Regions from separate parts of the Homo sapiens genome. Here regions 1, 2, 4, 5 and 6 are each linked to region 3. Evidence: read pairs that join two places in POLR2A ChIA-PET (ENCODE). Cell type or tissue: MCF 10A. All regions are shown on one strand. Region 1 holds the start of AREG (amphiregulin). Region 2 overlaps AREG (amphiregulin). Region 3 has its middle 87 kb from the start of AREG. Region 4 overlaps EREG (epiregulin). Region 5 has its middle 29 kb from the start of AREG. Region 6 overlaps AREG (amphiregulin).

Region 1 (4,000 bases), 87 kb before region 3:
TCAAAACATCATGTCATATACTACAAATATGAAGTTACTTGTCAATCAAAAAAAAAAAGAAGAAAAGAGAAGAACAGGCCTAGAACAGAAATGAAGCCTATGGGAGCATAAAGGTGCAACAGTGTAGACCAACTGCGTGAGCTCCAAACAAAGTCTCCAAAAGAATCTTTTGAAATCTTTGGGCAAGTCTCTCAATCTCTCTGAATCACAATTGCCTCATCCACCAGAACAGATAACAGTGCAGGCCCCTACTTCACTTTGGAATGGGCATGACACTTTTCTAGCCTTATTTCCCATACTTGGTCATACCCTCACATCAGGTCTTTATTCCATGTAAAAGATTTGCTGGGAAGGCCTTTGAGGGGCCTCTTCATCTTTCCACAGAGCTTTCCATTAAACAGAGGCAAAATTAAACCATGTCCTTTTTTTCCATGGCACTCTGAACCCTTCTCATCATGTGATCTATTAGAATTACTTATCTATGTATCTGGCCCACACCACTGAGCTCCTGGTGAACCTATACTGCTCCCCTTCATAAAATATAAAGCAGGTGGCTCACACAAAATACACTCTCAACAAATGTGGAATAGAAGGCATGATTCATGATTATTTCATTCTACTAAATGCATGATATTATTTGGACTACGCACTGTGATATACCATTAAAAATAAGTGATTTTTAAAAAAAAATTTCCAGAATTAGGACAGATGCACTGTGACTCACGTTATTATTATTATTATTATTATTATTATTATTATTATTATTATTTTGAGTCGGAGTCTTGCTCTATCACCCATGATGGAGTACAGTGGCATGACCTTGGCTCACTGCAACGTCTGCCTCCCGGGTTCAAGGGAGTCTCCTGCCTCAGCCCACCCGAGTAGCTGGGACTACAGGCGCGCGCCATCACGCCCAGCTAATTTCCTTTGTATTTTTAGTAAAGATGGGGTTTTGCCATCTTGGCCAGGCTGCTCTCGAACTCCTGACCTCAGGTGATCCACCCGCCTCGGCTTCCCAAAGTGCTGGGATTACAGGCATGAGCCACTGCGCCTGGCCTGACCTACATTCTTAAAAGGGCTGTGTTACTGAAACAATCAGGAAAGAATCATATCTCCAGGTGAAGGAAAATGAACAATGCTTTTTCTCTTCCTCAAGTCAAGAAAAATCCAGTTCTTTAGTTGACAGTACATCCAAGTTAGTCAAATTAAGTAGCTTCCTGTCTCCGCTTCATTTTATCTACTTGTCATGATTAAATATCCTACTAGGTTGTAAGTGGGCCCTCAACGCTGACCTTTTTATCTTGGGATTTGAGAGGCACAGTCTAGAGCACTACTCTTCACCTAAATGCCAGTATGCCACCAGTAGAAATTATCCTTTAGGCTAAATATTGTTCTTCCCAGAAACCCTCTTTTCAAGGATCAGTTTAAACCTAAATTCATCAGAGAGGAAAACAGCAGATTTCAGAGTCAGATGAAGAATTCATATCCACCTGGCTTTGAACATTATCGGCTGTGAGATGGTGTAGGTAAAATTTTAAGTGCATAATTTGGCAATAATAAATCATCAATAAATATTAATGTTGATGAGGCCCCTGGGCCACATAAAGAAATAGGGAGTGAGGGGATTTGAAATTCTGGCCACTTCACAGAAATGGGTGGGAAGGGGCTCTTGATTGAGATAGAAGCCCATCCTACATGAAGCAATTCCTCATTGAGTTCTCTCGTCCTTTATCCTTGTTGGAAACATCAGGCAAAGTCACTCTTGGTCTTAAAGTACTTTTACATCTAAATACGGAACTCTTCTATTTAATCCCTGTCTGTTGTAGATGTTAAGTATACAAAGAGGTTGTCAGAGTTTGAAACATCTGGACTTCTGTCAGGTACTAGCTCCGGAACTCCAGTCCTGCTCGCCCTCAAAAACGGCTTGCAGCTAGAGGTTTAAGTTCCACTTCCTCTCAGCGAATCCTTACGCACGAGGGAGGCGGGGCGTGTGTCCTCCGCGCGTGGTTTTCGGGTAGCACCTTCTGGGGCGCCGCCTGCCTCCACCCACGGCCGGGCCTTGACGTCATGGGCTGCGGCCCCCTCCCGGCTGAGCCTATAAAGCGGCAGGTGCGCGCCGCCCTACAGACGTTCGCACACCTGGGTGCCAGCGCCCCAGAGGTCCCGGGACAGCCCGAGGCGCCGCGCCCGCCGCCCCGAGCTCCCCAAGCCTTCGAGAGCGGCGCACACTCCCGGTCTCCACTCGCTCTTCCAACACCCGCTCGTTTTGGCGGCAGCTCGTGTCCCAGAGACCGAGTTGCCCCAGAGACCGAGACGCCGCCGCTGCGAAGGACCAATGAGAGCCCCGCTGCTACCGCCGGCGCCGGTGGTGCTGTCGCTCTTGATACTCGGCTCAGGTGAGGATTCACCGGCGCTGAACTGCTGGGCTCTCCTCCCATGGCAGGTTTTGCCTCTTGAGTTTGGCTCTTGCTTCTCTAAAAATCGCCCTTTAGTTCCCCCGACCCTGCGCCGCAGGAGGTGATCACTGTAGCTCCCTCCCTAGGAGGAAAAGAGAAGGGCAGATGTCTCAAACGTCCAGGACAAGGTGTCCCAGAGAATCGCTGTACTTTTTCTTTAGTTCAGCTGAGAAGACGGGAGAGATCATTTGAACCTAACCCTTCGTTTCACAGATTAAAAGATTAAAAAGACCAAGATCTAGAGAGGTGAAGTGATTTCCGCAGATATTGGACCCAGCAGTGTTTGCTGCCTCCTGCCTAATTCTCCATCTCTGTCTAGTGATTTCTTCTTTACCTTCCTAGAGGGACTTAGAGTATCCCGGCGAGAGGTTAAAAGCACCACTCTGATGCTGTTTTATTGAGACCTAAGAAAAAGCAAGATAAAGCAGTGGCTTAACTCTGGGCCCCAAATCTTACTTAGTACTCAGTTTATTGTCTATGTAGTAATAATAATAATGATAATGAAAAATGACAATAATAATCGATATAATTAACCACTGTTTATATTATTTTAAAAGATTATCTTTTAAAAATATCTTTTAAAAATATGAACACATCTTTTAAAAATATGAACACATCTTTTAAAAATATCTTTTAAAAATATGAACACATCTGAAGAAAATCTGATATTTGTATCTAAAACCTACCGAAATAGGCCAGGATGGCATTCTAGCAAAAAAAGAAATGCATTTGGAATGTGAAGTGATGGGAATTTTTAGACATTACCCATCAAGTAATTGTATTAGATTAATTTGCCAATTTGGCGGGATTTTTTTGATGTGGAAATTAATGTGGATTATCTGTGGAAAAGAAAAACTTCAGAAAAGCACTTCTGTAATTGGGACAGCTGAATTTGCTTGCTGGCAAAAATGTAAAGTTTCTTTCATAGAAATGACTCAATCACAAACAATAGCACATGTGCAATAACTGCTTTGATGTCAAAAGATAAACTTTTCTACCTAACACAGCTGACTCGAAAGGCACCCTACTTTACCTTTTCTTTTCTTCCTTTATTCCCTCCCCTGCAGGCCATTATGCTGCTGGATTGGACCTCAATGACACCTACTCTGGGAAGCGTGAACCATTTTCTGGGGACCACAGTGCTGATGGATTTGAGGTTACCTCAAGAAGTGAGATGTCTTCAGGGAGTGAGATTTCCCCTGTGAGTGAAATGCCTTCTAGTAGTGAACCGTCCTCGGGAGCCGACTATGACTACTCAGAAGAGTATGATAACGAACCACAAATACCTGGCTATATTGTCGATGATTCAGTCAGAGGTGAGTAGGGGATAAAGCAAAAATATGGCCTGTGAGATGTGGGTTTATATGAGCAAAGCTGCTTCAGAAGTAAAGCTGCTCCCCAGATTTTCTAGTGGCTTTATTGTATATCTGTTGGATAGCCCCTAGGTAAACTGTGACAAAAAGAACCATAATGTGGGCACATCCTATATGGCCAGAGTGATCATAAATGGTGTATGTCTCATTTTTAAACCTAATCTTCACAAT
Region 2 (4,000 bases), 76 kb before region 3:
ATTATGTCCACTGCATAGATTTGGTTAGGAAAACTATTTCTCATGACTGCTGTTGCATTTTTATTAAGCAGAATTTGATGCAACAGATTTGAGCATATGTGGACTTCTACTGAACTAGGTGTATAATCAAAGCAAGTGTGAAAGAGGAACTCAAGCCGAAGTAAGAGTTGGTCTCTGAAAAATCTTAGCATTTCTCAAACGATGTACTAGAAAACAACTGACAGAAATTCTGATTCCTGATTATGCTTTAAAGTTTCTTAAAGCTCTGCTGGAATTGAGCTTATCTGTAACATTTTGTTTTATTTTATTATTTTATTTTATTTTATTTTCTCACAGGATATCACATTGGAGTCACTGCCAAGTCATAGCCATAAATGATGAGTCGGTCCTCTTTCCAGTGGATCATAAGACAATGGACCCTTTTTGTTATGATGGTTTTAAACTTTCAATTGTCACTTTTTATGCTATTTCTGTATATAAAGGTGCACGAAGGTAAAAAGTATTTTTTCAAGTTGTAAATAATTTATTTAATATTTAATGGAAGTGTATTTATTTTACAGCTCATTAAACTTTTTTAACCAAACAGATTGAGAGTTTGAATATTAGTTCTGATATTGCAAGACTCCAGTGTACTTTTCTCCTAACAGTTGGTTGATCATTTAAAAAGGCTTTTCTCTCTCTTTTTACTGTCTTTATGTTGATTTTTAAAACTCATTTTTTATTAGATGACATTCTTCATGGGAGAATTATAATCTAGAGTCACATAGTTCTCCCACAAACATGAGTGTTTATAATAATAATCCCAAATTGGTCTTACTTATCCAATGTAGAACTTATACCAAGTGCTGTTAATTATAAAAGCATCTAGAATCAAGATAAGGTGCTACCTCTCTGTTACAGTGCACCTAGATTATTATAAAAGAAAGCAAACTCACTGCCCATCACTATGACCATCATAGACAATGAGAGAAAAATAAGTTTGAATATTACAAGAGTGACATTTTAAGAGAACTAGGAAGTATTTACATTTGAGACTTCTTTCCCTAATATCAAGACATGAATGTATGAGGTATCTAAAACCCACTCCTTCTTTCCCTCCTCTTGTTACTATTTTCTTACAGTATTGTATTTTAAACAAATGTGTGTGTATTGGTGGTGGATGCTCTTTCAAGAACGCTAAGGTTACGGGATGCCTCGCAGTTTGATGTCTGGCTGATGAACTAAGTTGCCTACTTACAAAACAAAACAACCTTTATGATATGTGTATGGGGAATATTACCAGCAATCATCTCACGGAAGAGAAATTCATGAATGAAAGGTGCATTAAGCATCAACACCTTCATATGTCTCTGGCATATTATCCACCAGATCCTTGCCCAGTGATCATCTAACCAATGAGCTCCCAGCCTCAGCTATACCTTATCACTACTTGAAAAGTTTTAAATGTCTAAGCTCCTAGACTCCCCTCCCAGAGCCTCCCATTTCAATGGACTAGAGTGAGTTGTTGGTATTAACATTTTTAAAAGATCCCTAGATATTTCCTATATGCAACTAGTGTTGAGCCTCATCCTAGTTCACTAAATATTTATTGCAGGTGATTCAAGTATAGTGTAAGACAGAAAAGCTCTGCCTTCAAGACATTTACCACCTAGTTAGCAGGAGGTGGTATGTTTTCTCAATGCAGTGCAGTAAATAACTGGCTGAGGTGTGCAGCAGGAATCCCTAGGATAGCTCCCAGGAAGCTATCACCTAGCTCAGCCTGAATGAGTCAGGGAGGGCTTCCTGGAGAGATGCTACCTGAAACTTTTTTGAAGGATGAATAGGAGTTATGGAAACGAGATTGTTATAGGCATAAGCAAAATTACAAAATCACCAAACAATATGACCTGAAAGAGAAAATACAGAAAATCATTCAGTATCAACCTATGAAGTCAAAAGAGGATCTAAGGAAGCTGGGTGGTGAGGGCAGGGTCACACTGTAGGCCATGGAAAGCAATGGGAAATCAGGGTACAAACTTGATCAGATTTGCATTCCAGATAGGTCATCAGACCACAGTGCTGGGGAGGGATTTTAGCCAAGCCAAAGGTCAGAAGATAGGCTTAGAAGCAATTGAGCTATTCCAGGTGGGATGTAAAGAACATCTGAAGCTAAGAAGGGAAACTTTTGATTTGAAGTTTTATAAAAACACAAAAACGTAGCAGGGGGCAATGAAGTGCACCTGTAGTCTTAGCTACTTGCCAGGCTGAGTCGGGTGGAAAGCTTGAGCCCAGGAGTTCAAGGCTGTAGTGTGTTATGATCACACCTGTGAATAGCTACTGCACTCCAGCCTTGGAAACATTGCAAGACCTCATATCTGAAAAAAGCAAAACAAACAAAAACAACAACAAAAAAAGATTATTTATTATAGAAACAAAGCTGAAAGTAATGAGATAATGGAAGAAGAGAATAAATCTGGGATCACTCTCAGATTCCTGGCTTCAATGGCTAGGTGGCTGGTGAAATGATTTAAAGTAAGGAATCCTTGAACTGGCTTGTTCTATATTTTAGAAGGGAAACATAGCTTTTCACTTATTGACTGAAGAATGGCTCTTCTCTATTTTGTAAAGTCATCGTTTTAAATTTGTAACAGATTTACGAGGAAATAACTATCAGCCTGGCCAGTTAGTCAACTGAATCAACCCTGATCCTTACCTCACATGTGAGACTGAACATAGGGAAGAAAAAGAGAAGGCCTACAAGTGTGATAATGAATTCTGCTTTGGATCGGTGGAGTTTGAGGTGCTGGAAGGCATCCAGTAAGCAGTTAGATACACAAGAAGTTCATGGAGAAAAAAAAACTTGTAGATTGAGAGTTATCAAAATATATTTGGTAACAAAAGCCACGTAAGCGCTCAAGATTACCAAAGGAGGCTATAATAAGTCAGAAGAAATATGTGTGTTGACAATTTTTGCCAGTGGTCACCACTGTGAAGGTTCTAGGCTTGCTATCCCATATACTTTTCTAGCCCTTAAAACAAAAGTTTATGAAGTCATTACAGTGGAGTAGAAGGGAAAACACTATTACCTTAAAAATAATAATAAATCTCAAATTTATTGAGTAGTTTGGTATCCCATAGACTCTTCTAAGTGCTTTACAAGTGGTAACTCATCTACTTTTTTAGAGGCTAGATACATTTTATAAATAAGTAAAGTGAGGCTCAGAGAGATTAAGAAACTTGACCACGGTCACATAGCTAATAAATGACAGTGTCAGGTCTCTGGCTACAGAGTTGGTCCACTTAGACTCCTCTCTCTACTCCTCCTATAGTCAAGGTGTTTGTTTTGGGTTTGGAGAATTCTATATGTATGTTCGTTTAGCATGGTTTTGACTGCCATTCATTTATAAAATATTTAAATAGCTGGTTTATCTCTTTAAGACCCAAATAAGGTGGTATTGTATTTTATGTACCTGTGCTATAGCCACAAAATTTCCTCATCATCTCCTAAAATACAACTGAGCTCTTACTTATGTGCACACACAGAATGAAAAACAGAGACAATGATATATCAACCAAATAAATATTGGAATTAAAGCTGGATACTGCTCATTAGCCACCCCACTTTCTGAAAAGGCTGTTTTTTAATTGGTTAGATATCATCTACATATGTGTGTTTTGCTTAAGTTAAAGGCAATTTATGAAATGCTGGTTAGGTTAGACTACAACATTCCTTCTTGGAGGCAAACTCAATTAATTCCAGGATGTGATAAATAACATTCAGTTTTTCATTTTCCCCTGTTCATGATCTCAGAAGCTAAAAGTCTGGAGTCAAAGTTAATTTTAGATGACTAGGCAGGTTAAATGAGTGTGTATCAACAACCTTTGTTTTCTCTTCCCTGGGTATCTCCAGCACTGTGGCACTTTGGGAGAGGAGCATGCTATTATCATAGCCAGGTCCTCAAGAGATCCTCATTTTGTGAATTTATCTCAGAGAACAGCAAAATATTTTCCTTATTTGTCT
Region 3 (4,000 bases):
TTAGTCAAGCCAAACAAATTAGGCCTATTCCCTGCTAGGAACAAGTGCTACATGGCCCCGTGGCACCTCCCACACCCCTGTGACTTTTCTGAAGTAAGCTTCAGGAACTTATTTCCATCTTCATTTTATTATCTTATTGTCTAACAAGCCCTTCTGTCTTCTCCACTGCAGAAGCCACAGTAAGGAGGAATTAAAGTAAAATCACCAGTGGCTCACACCTGTAATCCCAGCACTTTGGGAGGCTGAGGCAGGTGGATCACAGTGTCAGGAGATCGAGACCACCTTGTTTAACATGGTGAAACCCTGTGTCTTCTAAAAATACAAAAAATTAGCCATGTGTGGTGGTGGGGGCCTGTAGTCCCAGCTACTTGGGAGACTGAGGCAGGAGAATCACTTGAATCAAGGAGGCGGAGGTTGCAGTGAGCCGAGATTGCGTTATTGCACTCCAGCCTGGGTGACAGAGTGAGACTCTGTCTCAAAACAAAACAAAACAAAAAAGTAGAATCACAATCCATCACAATTTCTGTTTAAGTCCTAATGTCATAGGCACAGGCAGTTCATAGTAGGCATAGATTTTTACTCTTAACATGTGATAATATGAAGGGACAAGAGAGAGGTGCAAAAATATCAGCCCCAACAGTTTGTGTCAATGTCTCATTGTTAAAAGCTTAGGCCTAGACATCTATTGAATGTTTGCCATGGCCCAGGCATTATGCCATGAGTTAAGGATAGAAAATGAATATGTTCCTCTTAAAGTACGAAAATTCTGCACACTGCACAGCAATCTGTTTTGCTCTGCCTCAGAGTTTACCTGTCTGAAGCATTATTATTGTTAGCTGTACCTTGTCTGGCTCTCACTTTCCTGGTGGTAACCTTGGGTGAGTGCCATTCATGACTGCTGAAAAAAACACAAATAAGTGATTGGGTACCTGGCAATACAGTGCACCTCATCGGCCATTAGACAGATATCGATTTGACCCTTTCCAACAGAGAGGCCATCCTTGGAGAACAGCACTAGAAAGTCTTTAAGGAGGACAGATGAAATGACTGAGTTAGAGCCTGAGGCATCATCCAGAATAAGACGCCCGCACTGGAGGAGAGCTCAGGCCCTGGTCCTGAATGTCTGGGTCTCTAAGAATAGCAGCTACAAGAGAAGGAGGAGAGCTCTCACAGGGTAGAGGAAGGTACTGAAGACAATCTCACCTAGTTTACAGCAATGTCACAGTGCCACCTTATTTATGAATATCTGTGCTGTAAATACAATTAAAAATAGTTCATGAAGAAGACAAATATTTCCATCTTAACTTCCCATAAAATAAAATACAGACATTTTAGGAGAGATACCTTGGCTTATCAGTGAAAATAGAAGTTCTCCAAATGGGGTCAACGAGTGGATTGATCACAGCATTTGACATTTGGTATTTGAAGCTAGCAATACTTTTATTTCTGGCATTTAATAATTTTTTTTTCATTTGTGGCTCAAATTTACTTTTTTATCTGTTTATAAGAGAATATACACTTTCTGGAGCTCTTCTCTCCTGAACAAAGGTAAGCAGCAGATCCAAAAAATGTGAATGTTTCTCCTGGGAAGGCGTGGATTTCTGCTTTGGACATCGTTCTGAAACCTGAGATTTTTGCAAAGCCAACTCAATTCATCAGGACCACAGCTAACCACTCACCCTGCTGTTCATTTCGGACTTAGAAAGAAGGCTGTCACTCTCGAACACACTGCCATCTTTTGACCATGAGAAGTATCACAAAGAGAAAAAGAAAGACCTTGTTACTGGTTACTTGCATCAGTCTACTAAATGGAAGCAATGTTGATGCAACGACCCACTCTACTGTTGTTAGTTCTTTGGAATTTATAAGACAAAACAAGATAAAGTGAAATGGAGCAGTGCTTCATGAATTTGCTAACAAATAATTCACTTTCCAGCAATTTGAGCCCACACCAGGGACTCCATTGTTGAATCTGTTAATATATTAACATTACTACAACACCTTTCTTGTTTTCATTGTGTGTATGATGCTATAAAACAGAAATGTACAATATAATTTTCCCAAGGGACATATGTTTTTGGAGTCTTACAGCTCATTACATCAGATACATGTGCTATTCATGCAACAGATATTTTTGAGTATTTACTACACGCCAAGCTGTGTTCTAAATGGTGGAGATGCAGAGGTGAACAAGACAGATATGATATCTGCCCTCAGGGATGTGACAGTTTACTGTGAGCATTGGACATACGGGAGAAAGGCTAATTTGAAAAAGCATAAGATGACTTAAGAGTAAGAAGTTAATTTAAATCAATATCAAAGTTTGCCTCCTGAAGAGATGCCATTTAAGTGAGGACCAGAAGGAGGACCGAAAGTTAGCAAGATCAAAGTAGAAGAAGGTAGCAGGGGATGCTTTCTAGAAAAATGAGTCAATCTGTGTAGATACAGCATGAAACATGAGCTAATGGATTATCAAATGAGTTCTTGATTTACATAAGATGCCTCAAACTAATATTTAAAATTTACATTTTTATCTCCTAAAATATAATATCGAACATAGTGCATAAGCATAGTTATGGGAGGTGGTGGTTAAAGCATAGGGCTTTGAAGTTTCAGGGACTTGAATTCAAATCCAATTAGCTCTACAACTTTAAGCAATTTACTTATCAGAGACTATTTATCTCTAAAATGGGAATGATTAAATCAAAATTTGCTAATATCTTATCATGTTTCAAATGAGTAAATATATTTAACAGCCTAGCTCAGAGTCACACAGAATGCAGGTACTCAATAAATAACACATTGTCTTTTCATCTTAATTTCTTGGGGATTCTAACTTTAGAAGGCTCATTCTCCTATTGCAGGTTTCCTGTCTTTAGAAGGCTCAGTCAATCACCATTATGAACATATTGTTTAAAGGGCCATTTTGATTACAGTTTTGTGAATAGTGTGTGGCCACATATGATGCCTCATTAATTCCCTAAAATTTATTGTAAATAAAATTGTTTGAGTGCACAGCTCTAGCACATGATTGGCCAGGCTGTATTTGTTACTCATGGAACAAAGTTAAAACAAAATGGAAAGATGGGTATGTCCTTAAATAACTGAAAGTTTCTGCTTTAATTGTCCAGAACTAGTCCAATTCACTTAATAATTATACTCCTCAGTTAGCCTTAACTATGTAGAACTGGTCATAGATTGCTCCCCAAATAGCTCAAAGGTATGTGAGGTGAGGAGCAGAGCTAGTACTTCTAACCTATATTAGAATATCTTGATATGTTTGTAATCTTGTCATTCTTATCTTATAGATATACACACAATTTACCAATCCCAAAATATGATAATGTCATTTTTAAAACACGGCGATAGCCCATTACAAGCTAAGTCCATTTTATAAAATTTAAATGTTTTTCATTAAATAGTACTCTTGTATTGAGACATTAAAATGTTAAAGCTGGAAGAGATCTTAGCAATTATCTGGTATATTCTATGTTATCTGGTAAATTCATATTTAATATGTTCTACAGATTAAAAAACTAAGGCACACACGGTAGCTTTTCCTAGAGCTAGTGGATATTGGGGATTCTCATGCAGAGGTCCTGGCTCCCAAATCGATGTATTTTCTACCGGTTTACACTGTACCCACATTACACACTGGTAATCTATATATAGGGTAGCTGTTTCATCTGAAACAAATGTTATAAAATATAATTGATTAAAATAGATTCTAAAATAGCATTATTTTTCTAAGTATTAATAATAATTTAAGTAGTGCTTTTGCATTCCCAACTAGAATAATTTTTACCAAGTACTCCTTCAAATAACACTGAGAGGTAGATCGTTAAGCATTAGTTCATTCAACAAATATTTACTGAGCATCTGGAGTTTGTAAGACACCATATTAAGTCACTGATTCCTATCCTATTTTATTAACCAAGTTACAGAAAGGGGAAAGGGAATGTTTACAGGAACAAGTCATCAAACACCTTTGCTCAGTTTC
Region 4 (4,000 bases), 160 kb before region 3:
TGGCTAATTTTTTTTTTTTTTTTTTTTTTTTTGGTATTTTGGTTTCACCATGTTGGCCAGGATGGTCTCGATCTCTTGACCTCATGATCCACCAGCCTCAGCCTCCCAAAGTGCTGGGTTGTACTCTTTACATAAGAGTTGGTATGTATTCTCCTGCATTCTGGAAATACTTCCGTTATGAACAAGATATACATCTTTAAATTCATATTTAGTGCAAAATAGATAATTCCCTTATATTTTGACTCACTGATTCTTTATTTGACTAGCTTTAAGTATAGCATTGTATGATAATATGTAAGCGAAATATATTAGCATTTGAAGTATGATTTAGAAATGACTACCTAAATTGGAAAGTATAACTTAATGCTTATGACTAGAAACACATGGCATATTAATATTTTTGCTACTTGTCAAGGAAGATTCTATGGCTATTTTTCAAAACTCAAAATTAAAATAATTACTTATTTTTAACCTGTTATATTAACCTTGGGTTTCATATGTTTTATCTCAAATTGCTATAGACCGTTTTTACCTTAGGTCTTAATGAAGTGCAGTTACAAAGCTAACATTAAAAATATATAGGAATAGAATTATTACTGGCAGAAGGCAAGGTTAGTTTTCTATAGATTTATATATATGTGTGTATATATGTGAGTGTATATATATATTTATATATAAGTAATATATGTATATATGTGTTCATATATATTTATATATAAGTAATATTTATAAGTATATATGTATGTATATATATAAGTATATACGTGTGCGTATATATATCTATACACACACACACACACACACACATATATATACTCTCTGAAAAGTAGGTTGCTACTAGAAGGTGCTGACAGTCTTTTCAGTATCTGATGTGATAATGAGTTTTAGAGTTATTTTGACCAAGGTGAAGCAAGAGCTTATCAAATAGTGGAATTAAATTTAAAACAAAAAGACATCCAAAAACAGTGAAGGCATATTCACTCCTTAAAAGCACACAAGATCCAACAAGCCTATTACGTTATAGACAAATTCTAAAATCACAGACTGCCATGGAAGATGGTAGAAAATGAACAGTCTGAGTAGGTTGGCATGTGACCACAGCAAAAGTGTGAACAAAGAGGATTTTGCTATGTGTTTGGGCTGGACAAATGCTATGATTCTGCACAAGTTTGCTTTTCTGGTCTAAATAGCCTAAAAGGTTAAACTGGGAAAATGAGATGCATTTCTTTTATTCTGTAATCTATCTGATTTTAATTTGGATCATTTTTATTTTCTTGATTGTTTTCCAGAATAGTCATTTTACCCTAAGATTTGCAATTATTTTGCTGACTTGGCTTGGTCATCCAGTCACCAAATCCTAGCCTCCTCTGTACTGGCCTCCTTCTGGATGAGCCCTCAGTGCAATCCTTAGGAAGCAAGGTAAATCCAGGCACAATGGCTCAAGCCTGTAATCCTAGCATTTTTGGAGGCCAACATGGGAGGATCATTGAGCCCAGGGATTCGAGGCTGCAGTGAGCAGTGATTGCACCACTGCACTCCAGTCTGGGCAAATGAGTAAGAGCCTCGAAAAACAAAATAAATATAAATAAAAATGAAGCAAGGTCAAAATAAACCGTATGCAATAGGAAGTACATTTTCTACATCTGGCATTTTGTCTGACTGTTGGGCAACCACTTCTTAGTGCTCCAGGGCCCACGACATTTACTGCTATTGCCATTCCTATGATGGCACTCAACCTCTCCCACGCGCGGTCCCCAATATTGTGTAAGGGTGTAGGCTCGGTCCTGACTCACAGGGAAGAGGCGATTTGTATCCTCTGAGTCACTGGCACCACTTCCTGCTGGCACATCTGAGATTTCACTGAAACATAATCTGAAAAATGAAGGCAGAGAGATATATAGGTGAGGTTCACATTCCTAAAACCCATTTGGAAATTTGATAGAAACAATGACCTCTGAATGCATTTCCATTTTTGCAGCTGTATTGTAAAAGAAGCGCCAACTGCCAATTTTGAGTTTACAGATCATCTGTGTTATATCACCTGGCAAGAAATTCCTCTGTATCTTAGTTACCAATGCCACCAGACAAGAAATGCCACCAGATCTGTTTTTTTGACATAGATACTATCTAAAATATTTAGTATCGTAGTGAATTATTTGCTTAGGAAGAATCTACTGTCAAGAATGAAAAAGCCAAATATAGTATTTGAGGTCCAATCATAGAGAAATTATGTTCAAACAACACTAAGGTCATGAAAAGCCTGACATTAAGGAAATATATGCATGCTTTAGCATTTATTCCCTCCCTGTATGACTCATTAAAGTAATGACTAGCGATTCTTTTTTTTTTTTTTTTTTTTTTTTTTTTTTGAGAGGGAGTCTTCCTCTGTCGCCCAGGCTGGAGTGCAGTGGCGCGATCTCCGCTCCCTGCAAGCTCCGCCTCCTGGGTTCAAGCCATTCTCCTGCCTCAGCCGCCTGAGTAGCTGGGACTACAGGCGCCCGCCACCATGCCTGGCTAATTTTTTTTTTTTTTTTTGTATTTTTAATAGAGACGGGGTTTTACCGTGTTAGCCAGGATGGTCTCGATATCCTGACCTCGTGATCCGCACGCCTCGGCCTCCCAAAGTGCTGGGATTACAGGCGTGAGCCACCGCGCCCGGCCTGACCAGCGATTCTTAAGGTTAACAGGATAGTGGATGTAATATTTCTCTGGAGATAGATTTTTTATTCATTGGATCGCATTCACTCTTCTACCCTAGTTTGCAAGTGTTTGGGAGCAGACGCATATTGCAGGAACATTTGAGAACCACTATTTTAAAGCAATAGTGCTGTGCAGATGGACATGACTTAGAATTAATTTTGCTGTTTTCTTGGCCACATCCATCCATGATGGAATTGCAGTTATACACTTTAATTTGAAAGGAACATTTAAAATTATATACGATTCCACCTGTAAAATATCCTGCTGTAGGATTAATGCAGCAAGTCTCACAGAAACTATCCTGAGCGATGGACTGTGTCCAAGGGAGCGTCACGAGTAAGGAAAGTCCAGTCTTTGTGGAGGCACACCCTGGGCTGAACATTCTTTAATTAACAAAGACAAACATTTCACCTGTGGCCTGAACAACTGGAACAAAGTTTCCAACGGTGGAAAAACTAACAACTACTAAAAACCTTTAAAAAAGAAGACTAACAGCAACACTCCAAAGTAAGTTGGATTCTATAATAGTTGCAGGTTGCAATTGGAGGCAATTCCAAGCAGGAAAGGTTAGGCTTTAGTTTATGCAAAGGATAGAGAAACTAGCTTCAAATGTGCATTTTTTTCCCCCTGGCTAGCATTTTCCTGGAGGGAGAATTGGTAATGTCTCCTCCAAAGCTTTCCTCAGTTGAAGAAATATGTAGGAATAGGAATGTCAAGGATGTAAGCACGTGCAACTAAAACTCCAATTTGTACCGAGGAAACTGTATTAGTTAAAGGATTTCATTCTTCAGTAGTGAAAGTATGGTGAAATTATTATTGGGATATAAAACAAAATTGACTTGAATGAGAATCTAGCTTATCCTCCATAAAAAGCTTAGTGAAATAGTTTTCAACTCTGTTCAACTGACAATGAAATCTAGGCTTTAGCTATTTCTTTGTCATTCAACAAAAATATATTTTTTGTAGTTCCACAAGAGCAATTGAAGCAGCATTTATATTGTAGAAAAAGCATGGAGTGGGGAGGGGATAATTCTGAACTTTAAAGACAACAGAATTTTCAAATTGTTGAAGAACAGGAGACTTGATTTCAAAAGATAAATTTGTAACTCTTCTCTTCTGTGGTCACAAGTGATCTTAGACAAGACATTTAATTTAAATACACTGAGGGTATTTGAGACTAATAACTACTTCACAGAATTAAGTGTGAAATTTGATATATGAAGTTATACATTATGATGCTGATGCCGATGTGTAATTTACTTTTCAGAACCCAAAAATATACAATCGGCTTAACAGATAC
Region 5 (4,000 bases), 59 kb before region 3:
AACTATAAACTAATGCTTGTTGCTCACTGTGTGGTGGGGACACTTGAGAGTTTGTTAGGAGCACAGGATCTGAGACCCCAATGCAGATGTAATGAATCTGCATTTGAACACAATCTCCAGGAGAATACTGTTCACATTTTGTTTGAGAACCACTGCTAACACAGCTGTCTGAGAAATGGGCTGTGGAGACTCACAGGAAGAAACTGCTATGGGTTGAATTGAAAAGACCATAAATTTTAAAAAAGTTAAACTTCTAAAATATTGTTTGAAAGTATTCAAATAAAGGTGTTATCTCATACAAAACATATACCCTCCTACTATATCTTGCTATGTTAGGTTAGGCAGAACAATACATTGATTGAAACTTGAAAAATTCTGGAAAACAGAATTAACAAACAGCACACCATGAGGTGACACTGAGTATGTCTTTAGTGAATTGATATAAATAAGCAATAATCAATAAGTAATGATGAAACTGAATTGAGTTGACTGCTAAGGAGCCAATTTAAATCAGATATGAAAACTTTCTTGTTTGTTCACAGCTTAGAATAATAAAGTAAGTTACATTCGTGGAGGATAAACCATATTCCAGGCACTTCTCTATATGTATTATCTTATTTAGTCATTATTATACTATGAGTAGGTGTAATTATTCCCTGTCTACAGATGAGGAGGAAGATTAGGCTGTAGAGGACTTAAGCAATTTAAGCAAGATACCATAGCTAACAATAATGGTAAAGCTGAGCACTGTACCTTGCAATCTAATCCCAGAACATGTGTCTTTAGCAACTACATACTGCCATCCATGAGAAAGGAATCAAAATGCCCAGCCTAGCACCATAGTGGAGGGAAGTTTGGCTCAAAAGAATATACTCCAAGACCATATAGAGTGCAAAATAGCCTTTTTAGCAAAAAACTCACTGGCGATTCAGCTGACACAGAGTATTGTTTCTGTGACTATGTTCTAGGTAGTTTTTTAGAGGTGTAGCCCTTGTATTTATCCACTGGCATTGGCCTTTGGGTTCATGTGTTGAAATGGCCCTCCTCGGCTCCCCCACTATATCTTCATCATTGTTTGCTTCTGGCAATATTGGTTTAGCATCTTCTGAGCAATTGATGGATGGCTGGTTTATTTTTCTTCAAAAGGCCTTGCTGTTGGGATAGCTTAGAGGTCTTATCCCCACTTTCTGTTGCCCAGAATATTCCTGTCTGCAGGTATGTCATCCTACGAGTTATCACCATTGATAGAATCCCAGCACACAAATTTGTCATATGCAACATAATATCATGTCACAAAATGTCATATTCCTTACTTTAAGGAATTCAAGGAATTAAGCATTCTTTTCCAGGCACTACTTTTGACTCTTCTTCCAGCATAGGACCCCATTTAGCTAATATTTTGAATATATCTTCTTAGGGCACTCTACTTGCTAGACTTAGGTTGAGCACTTCCTTTCAAGGGACTAGGTCCTTTGTGAAGTGCGGATAACTTCCTTTCTGAGCACGGGTACATTTCTTTACTCTCAGATCAAGTTGTTCTATTCATAGGCATGTCAGATCTTTCATAATCAGAGCCGTGCTGACTAAGCCATGCTGGAATTCAGTCAGGGAAAAGAGAATCAGCTGAAATGAAGTTGCTCCAAGGGGGTTGGACGAGATGAATATTGACTGCAGGAAGCAGGGTCTGGGAGAAACTTGGCCTCTAGATTCAGGTCTAGTCTCTATATCCCTGTCCATGTCTCTGTTAGGAAATGATGGGTAGGACTGAGAAACTTTGGGACATTTATTGCTCTCAGCAAGCCAAGAACCCAGGGCCATAAGCAAAGACTTGAGCTGAGGCAGGTTAGATGAGGGCATGTTGCCCTGTTTTAACAACCTGTCAACAACTTAAGGGGAATTACAGAACATTTTGTCTGTTTGTTTAAATTTTTTTTCAGAAAAGATGCTATCTTTGAGAGTGCTTGAGCTTTTTCTCCAGGACCTCTTCATTTCTCCACATATTTTTTCTTCAGAGATGGCCTCTCCTTTCCAGGTTACCCCGCTTACCTCAGGCTTGGGCTGTTTTCTCCTCTTGGAGGTCACCACATCACTCTAATTTTCTTCTGTGACAATCTGTCCATACATCTTAGTGTTAGGATGGCATCTCAACCAACATTTCCCTAACAGAACTCATTACCTTTATTCCTCAACCTGCTGTGCTTCTAATTTACATTTATTGCTTAAAACATCTCCCTCTCTCTTCTCCTTTCTTTACTGAATATCTAATAGTACTGAATCTACCTGAATAAAACTTCTTACATTGGTTGGTTTTCTATTTTTCATTCTCTGCTATTACTTAGCTCTAATTAGCACTTGTTTAAACAGTTGCAAAGCCTTTCTTTCATGAATTTCCTGCATTTCAACAGTTCATTACTTTCCTCTCCCATTAATGTTTCATAGAATTGCCTGATTAATATTACTGGAACAAATCACTGGTCATATAATTTTGCTCTTTAAATATCCAATGTCATTATTCTCTTTTATTTCCTAAATGACCACCCATTCCTGCATACTCATTATTCCCTGGAAACATGAAGTGGACACATAATCCTGGGAGTAGCTTCCAATATTACTTCTGAGATGCACCCTTTCTTTTCCTATAGATGAGATCCCCTGTCTATTCCCCTCACTACCACTGCTCAGCAACTTCTACATAGTAGGGAGTTTTTAAGCACATTAAGTTTGTGAGTCAAGGCCAAGTTCCCATCCTCAGCTACCTCCATGTGTTTAGGATGATCTGGCTCCCAGAATCAAAACACTGCTCCTTACTCAGTACTCAAGCATGCCTACAAGTTCCTCTTTTAAAAGACGGTTTTCCAAGACAAGTCTAGTCTATAACAGTAGTACTGGATCGATGTGAGGAATTAACCTCAGCCCATCTATCCAGCAATCTTCTAAGGTGTCTTACCACGATTTCTATTTTAATAAGAGACCCAGAAATATTCTTGGCACCTTTATCCCTCCCCTTCCCTCCAGGAAATGCTGTCATTGAGGTACTGACCAGCCCAGATGTAGTGTTCCCACACTGTCAGGCAATGAATCATGAAAGGAACCAAAAAAGTTTTTCTGCAGTCACACTCCAACTGGAGCCTTGTGCATACATCCAAGCCTATTAGTATCATAGTTAACCATTAATTATATCAATAACATGAAATCGATGAGCTGCCACAGGAGGAAATGCATTCCTAAAGCAGGAGGGTGGGTATAGAAAGTGTGGGTGAGAAGATGGGGAGAGAGAAAAATCCTGTGATCTTTATGGTTTTATATATGTAATTAAGGCTCCTTTAAATCTGGGCAACTTGGCAGCTTAGGTTGATCTCTTTACCTTGCCAACTAAAATGTTCTGTAATTCCCCTTAAGTTGTTGACAGGTTGTTAAAACAGGGCAACATGCCCTCATCTAACCTGCCTCAGCTCAAGTCTTTGCTTATGGCCCTGGGTTCTTGGCTTTGCCAGGAGAAGGTGTGGCTTTGGGAGAGTGCACCAAGTTCACAATCTTGCAGTCATTGTATACAAGGCATCAAGGAGGCTGTGCTCCTGTGCATGAGTACAATAAGCAGGGCCTGGCACTGGTAGGTCAGAGGCATGCCGTCTTTAAACCTGATAAAGTTCATGAGACTGCAAAAAGAATATTAGAGAGGAAAAAAGAAAAAGAGGTCAGAGGCTCTGTGAGCTATGATTTCTCTATTTGGGTGCATTTATATATGCTTGTACAGCAAATGTCACTCTGGACTGGGAGCTGTACAACTCCAGCAGGTTTGGCTGTGGTCCAGTCATCATTTAATTTGAGAATTTGTAGTGATGGCTTAATGAGCTCTGTTGATGAAATGGTAATGGGTTTGCTGCAATAAAATTGGGGTCAATATGACAATCTTTTGAACATAAACATGCCAGCAAAGAAGAGAAAAGGAAGAATTAAAATTGCTTTATTTATTTTCTAAACAAAACTAAACAAGAGCCAT
Region 6 (4,000 bases), 81 kb before region 3:
AAGCCCCCCCAAAACAAGACGGAAAGTGAAAATACTTCAGATAAACCCAAAAGAAAGAAAAAGGGAGGCAAAAATGGAAAAAATAGAAGAAACAGAAAGAAGAAAAATCCATGTAATGCAGAATTTCAAAATTTCTGCATTCACGGAGAATGCAAATATATAGAGCACCTGGAAGCAGTAACATGCAAGTAAGTTTTCCTAAAGCATATAGAATTTTGTATTTCTAGCACCATGTCTGAAACCCCTAACTGCAGGAAACCATTTATTTTTCCAATGTATAAACCAAGGGTCAGTAAACTTTTTGTTAAAGCACCAGATAGTAAATATTATAGGCTTAGTGGGCCAAGATTGTTACATGTACTTAAACAACGAATTAAAGTGTAACCATTTAAAAATGTAAAATTGGTGGGTGCAGTGGTTCACACCTGTATTCCCAGCACTTTGGGGGGCCGAGGTGGGCAGATCCCTTGAGCCCAAGAGTTTGAGACCAGCCTGGGCAACATGGGGTGAAACCCCATCTCTACAAAAAATACAAAAAAGTTTAGCTGAGTACAATGGTGACAGCCTGTAGTCCCAGCAGTCTGGGAGGCTGAGGTAGCAGAATTAATTGCTTGAGCTCAGGAGGTTGAGACTGCAGTGAGCCGTGATCGCACCACTACACTCCAGCCTGGGAGACAGAGCGAGGCCCTGTCTCAAAACAAAACAAAACAAAAATGTAAAAACTATTCTTAGCTTGCAGGTTGTTTAACAAAACAAAAAAGCAGCAAATGGCTGGATTTGATCCATGGGCTGTAGTTTCCTGACCCCTGGTATAAACCATTATTTTTTGTGCATGCTCCTGCTTGCTCTCTCTCTCTCTCTCTCTCTCTCTCTTTCTTTCTATATATATATGTATGTGTGTGTGTATGCATTTTTTAAAAACTCCTTTAAAAAAGGACCTAAAGGTAATTTTTGCATAATCTTTCACATTGTTTTAACCTCCTCCCCGCTTACCTCCCACAAGCAGCTAGCACATTAAATAATATTGGAATGTATCAACTGCATAACAAATCACTGAACTCATCAGTTGGTCATAAAAGAAACACAAAGAATGACAAGGCGTGTCTTCTTGAACTATCACACCCAAACTAATCTCAACTTGTTCTTATACTAATAGATCCTTAGTTAGAATGCATTCTGTGTCTCATTATTTAAAATACGAGTATATGGCATAACTTTTTTAATGTTGGAATTAAATGGTTCTTTATGATCTGGAGAATAAGCTTAAAACACACCGCACGTTTTTGTGATTATAATTTTTAAATGTGAATTGCTTGCAGATGTCAGCAAGAATATTTCGGTGAACGGTGTGGGGAAAAGTCCATGAAAACTCACAGCATGATTGACAGTAGTTTATCAAAAATTGCATTAGCAGCCATAGCTGCCTTTATGTCTGCTGTGATCCTCACAGCTGTTGCTGTTATTACAGTCCAGTAAGTATGACATAACTTACAAATTCTTAATAAAATAATGGGAGGTTAATTTTTTCAGTATTTCTCTCATACTCTACTCTGGTATTTTAGATGAATTATTATATTGTCACTTGATCTTTGGTTTATATTTTTATATTTTATTGACAAATATCACAGAAAGTGGTCAATGTTTATGACTTGTGGCCACCATTGAAATTTAACATGTAAAGCCCTTTTATAGAAGATCTAGAAATTTTTTGAACTTAAGTAATTGAAGGTTTTATTTCATGTTATTTTTCTACTCATGGTTACTTTAGAATCTCAGAAAATATTTATATCTACTGTGAAATCCTATGCTTCATCAAGCCTCAGGAGCTAATTAAGACCTGTTTATAGGAGGTTCGTAGTATCAGACATACTGCTTTGATACTAAAAACGACAAAGAACTACAAATCATCAGCAGTAAAGAATAGATATGTTTTCTGCTCATATTAGAATGCAAAATTCTGAGTTAGGAATATTATAACATGGTACTAATTTACTTAGAGCTTATGCTTATTTTGTTACTATCGAATATGAGAACTCAATTATTAAAAATAAATTTCCATCATAAGACATGGCATAGCAAGCAAGGACAATTCTATTACTGTTTCACTCCAGCGTATCTTCCCTGTGCTCATAATAACAGATCACACACTTCACTTCATGGCCAGTAAATGTTAGGACTAGACTGTCCCAGGTAGTAGGCACTGATGGGTGCATCAAAATGGCATTGTCTGTCAAACAGAAGTCACTGAATAAGGGAAGTTGGGGGAGGACATGAATGGCTCTGTGATGACTCATGTGCTACTAGAGCTTGGGAAAAGCAAGGGACTCATTCTTCTAATTTTAGGTCTTGGTAAATAACTTTAACAGCTATCCACTTGTGTACATGATCTACCACGACTACCATTCAGGAAACAAGGGGTTATCTTCTGCCATTGTTGACAATTATTTTAAATTTAGATGAGATCATCATAACATGACACATAAAAATTGTTTCATCATGCATATCAAGTTTGATATGTAGCTTAAATTTATTTTGCACACACTAGAATTTGTCCTGGTTTTCTAGTACCTCAAGGCAGATATGCAAAGGTGTTTAGGAGACATACTCTCAGACAAACCATTATTATTTTAAAGGATAGAACAAAACAATCGCTAGTTAAGGAAGATGTTTTGTAATAATTAAACTTGTAATTATTTGACTTGAAATATTTAATCATTTTTTGGGAAAGAATGGATAGATTTTGTTAATGTTAGCACTCTTAAAATTAAGCAGTGGCTTTTTTCCCCGTGTCTCCCATATTCTCCTTGTGTTTGAAACATAAAACAAACACTAAACCTAAGCAAAAGTTGCTGGGTTTGTTTTCATAATTGAGGTGAGTTTTTCCCTCAACTATTACAATAAAAGAAAACTTTTTATGATTTTAATGATAATGTTTTGTGGTGGGTTAAAGACCTCCTAACAACAGGGGGTTTTTATACAACAACAAGAAGTTTTTAAATAATTGAGTTTTTAAAGTGGAAAGCAGCAGTAAATTAAACTAGAAGGATATATTTTATACCTAGAAATAAATAAAGCTCAACTTGTTTTGTAAGCCTGTTTCAAAAATATTTAATCATTTAATTTGTGCAAGTATAGAGTTCTCCTATGGCAAAACTATACCATCATCTTCTCCAATTGTGCATGGCAGCTGTACTAAGTTCTGCAAAAACAAGACATATGGATGTGTTTCATACCTTCTCAGAATTGGTATATCAAGACACATTTAAATATAAGCCCTCTGGAAATGGATTTATATACAGTCAACATAAATACCCCCTTAGAAATTGGTAATATTTTATAGCCAGGTTTAGGTTTAGTGTCAAGTATAGTGATTGCTGGTCTATCACTACTCATGAAGTGGAACCCCCTCTACTCATAAAAACCCCAATCAAACATATAGATGAATAGAACCTTGATAACATTAGAATGCCTTGTTCTCTGAAGGCTTAGAAGACAATACGTCAGGAAATATGAAGGAGAAGCTGAGGAACGAAAGAAACTTCGACAAGAGAATGGAAATGTACATGCTATAGCATAACTGAAGATAAAATTACAGGTTTGAGTTTTAAAATATATCTTTAGATCATATCCTATAATTTTGAAAAATTTAACACTATATAATCTCAAGAAAAATATGGAATGTGTTCTTAATTATATATACACTATGAACAATGGCTATGTTAAAGTATTATTCTTTGAGTATAAGATGGAATTCAATGTTGAGAATAGACTACGTGTTTAATAAGTATTATTAGGGATATAAATATAAGAGACACTGGTCCAGTTCTCAAAGAAGTTATTGTTTAGTAGATAGGAAAAAAATGTAAGAAACCAGAATACTAGGGATGTAAAATAAATGTCATGAGAAAGGAACCAATGGAGTATGAGAAGTTTCCAGTGAAAAACAGAAAGAATCCAGTAGAATTTATTTAGGGAAGAGGAAAAGATGTGTTCGGGGTGG

The links. Peaks named below come from ENCODE experiments on the same cell type or tissue, not always from the same donor. Only the 100,000 strongest peaks of a DNase experiment are listed, where the experiment ranks them.
Region 1: POLR2A ChIA-PET joins it to region 3 with 27 read pairs; 3 of 35 experiments call an interaction of 5 or more read pairs at or near these places.
Region 2: POLR2A ChIA-PET joins it to region 3 with 34 read pairs; 3 of 35 experiments call an interaction of 5 or more read pairs at or near these places.
Region 4: POLR2A ChIA-PET joins it to region 3 with 16 read pairs; 5 of 35 experiments call an interaction of 5 or more read pairs at or near these places.
Region 5: POLR2A ChIA-PET joins it to region 3 with 28 read pairs; 2 of 35 experiments call an interaction of 5 or more read pairs at or near these places.
Region 6: POLR2A ChIA-PET joins it to region 3 with 26 read pairs; 3 of 35 experiments call an interaction of 5 or more read pairs at or near these places.

What each region holds. Positions count from the first base shown.
Region 1 is chr4:74,443,011-74,447,010 of GRCh38, forward strand. AREG (amphiregulin) reads left to right here and starts at 2,126. Exons shown (of 6, transcript NM_001657.4): 1 at 2,126-2,396; 2 at 3,524-3,772. The coding sequence starts at 2,336. RefSeq lists a silencer at 3,393-3,593. In MCF 10A, CTCF peaks have their summits at 2,533 and 2,740; DNase peaks (open chromatin) are centred at 2,021 and 2,501.
Region 2 is chr4:74,454,423-74,458,422 of GRCh38, forward strand. AREG (amphiregulin) reads left to right here. Exons shown (of 6, transcript NM_001657.4): 6 at 337-583. Among named protein-coding and RNA genes, the nearest start is that of AREG, 11 kb to the left of the region's middle. In MCF 10A, no CTCF peak of the experiment used is centred here; DNase peaks (open chromatin) are centred at 1,989, 2,109 and 2,739.
Region 3 is chr4:74,530,330-74,534,329 of GRCh38, forward strand. No RefSeq gene overlaps it. Among named protein-coding and RNA genes, the nearest start is that of AREG, 87 kb to the left of the region's middle. RefSeq lists enhancers at 1,563-1,857, 1,603-1,897. In MCF 10A, a CTCF peak has its summit at 1,708 (motif pointing left); a DNase peak (open chromatin) is centred at 1,722.
Region 4 is chr4:74,372,968-74,376,967 of GRCh38, forward strand. The region is part of intron 1 of EREG (epiregulin); the gene reads left to right. Among named protein-coding and RNA genes, the nearest start is that of EREG, 9.8 kb to the left of the region's middle. RefSeq lists an enhancer at 1,211-2,410. In MCF 10A, no CTCF peak of the experiment used is centred here; DNase peaks (open chromatin) are centred at 1,754 and 3,024.
Region 5 is chr4:74,471,752-74,475,751 of GRCh38, forward strand. No RefSeq gene overlaps it. Among named protein-coding and RNA genes, the nearest start is that of AREG, 29 kb to the left of the region's middle. In MCF 10A, no CTCF peak of the experiment used is centred here; a DNase peak (open chromatin) is centred at 1,580.
Region 6 is chr4:74,449,061-74,453,060 of GRCh38, forward strand. It overlaps AREG (amphiregulin), which reads left to right. Exons shown (of 6, transcript NM_001657.4): 3 at 1-188; 4 at 1,320-1,472; 5 at 3,484-3,595. The coding sequence ends at 3,577. Among named protein-coding and RNA genes, the nearest start is that of AREG, 5.9 kb to the left of the region's middle. In MCF 10A, no CTCF peak of the experiment used is centred here; a DNase peak (open chromatin) is centred at 2,281.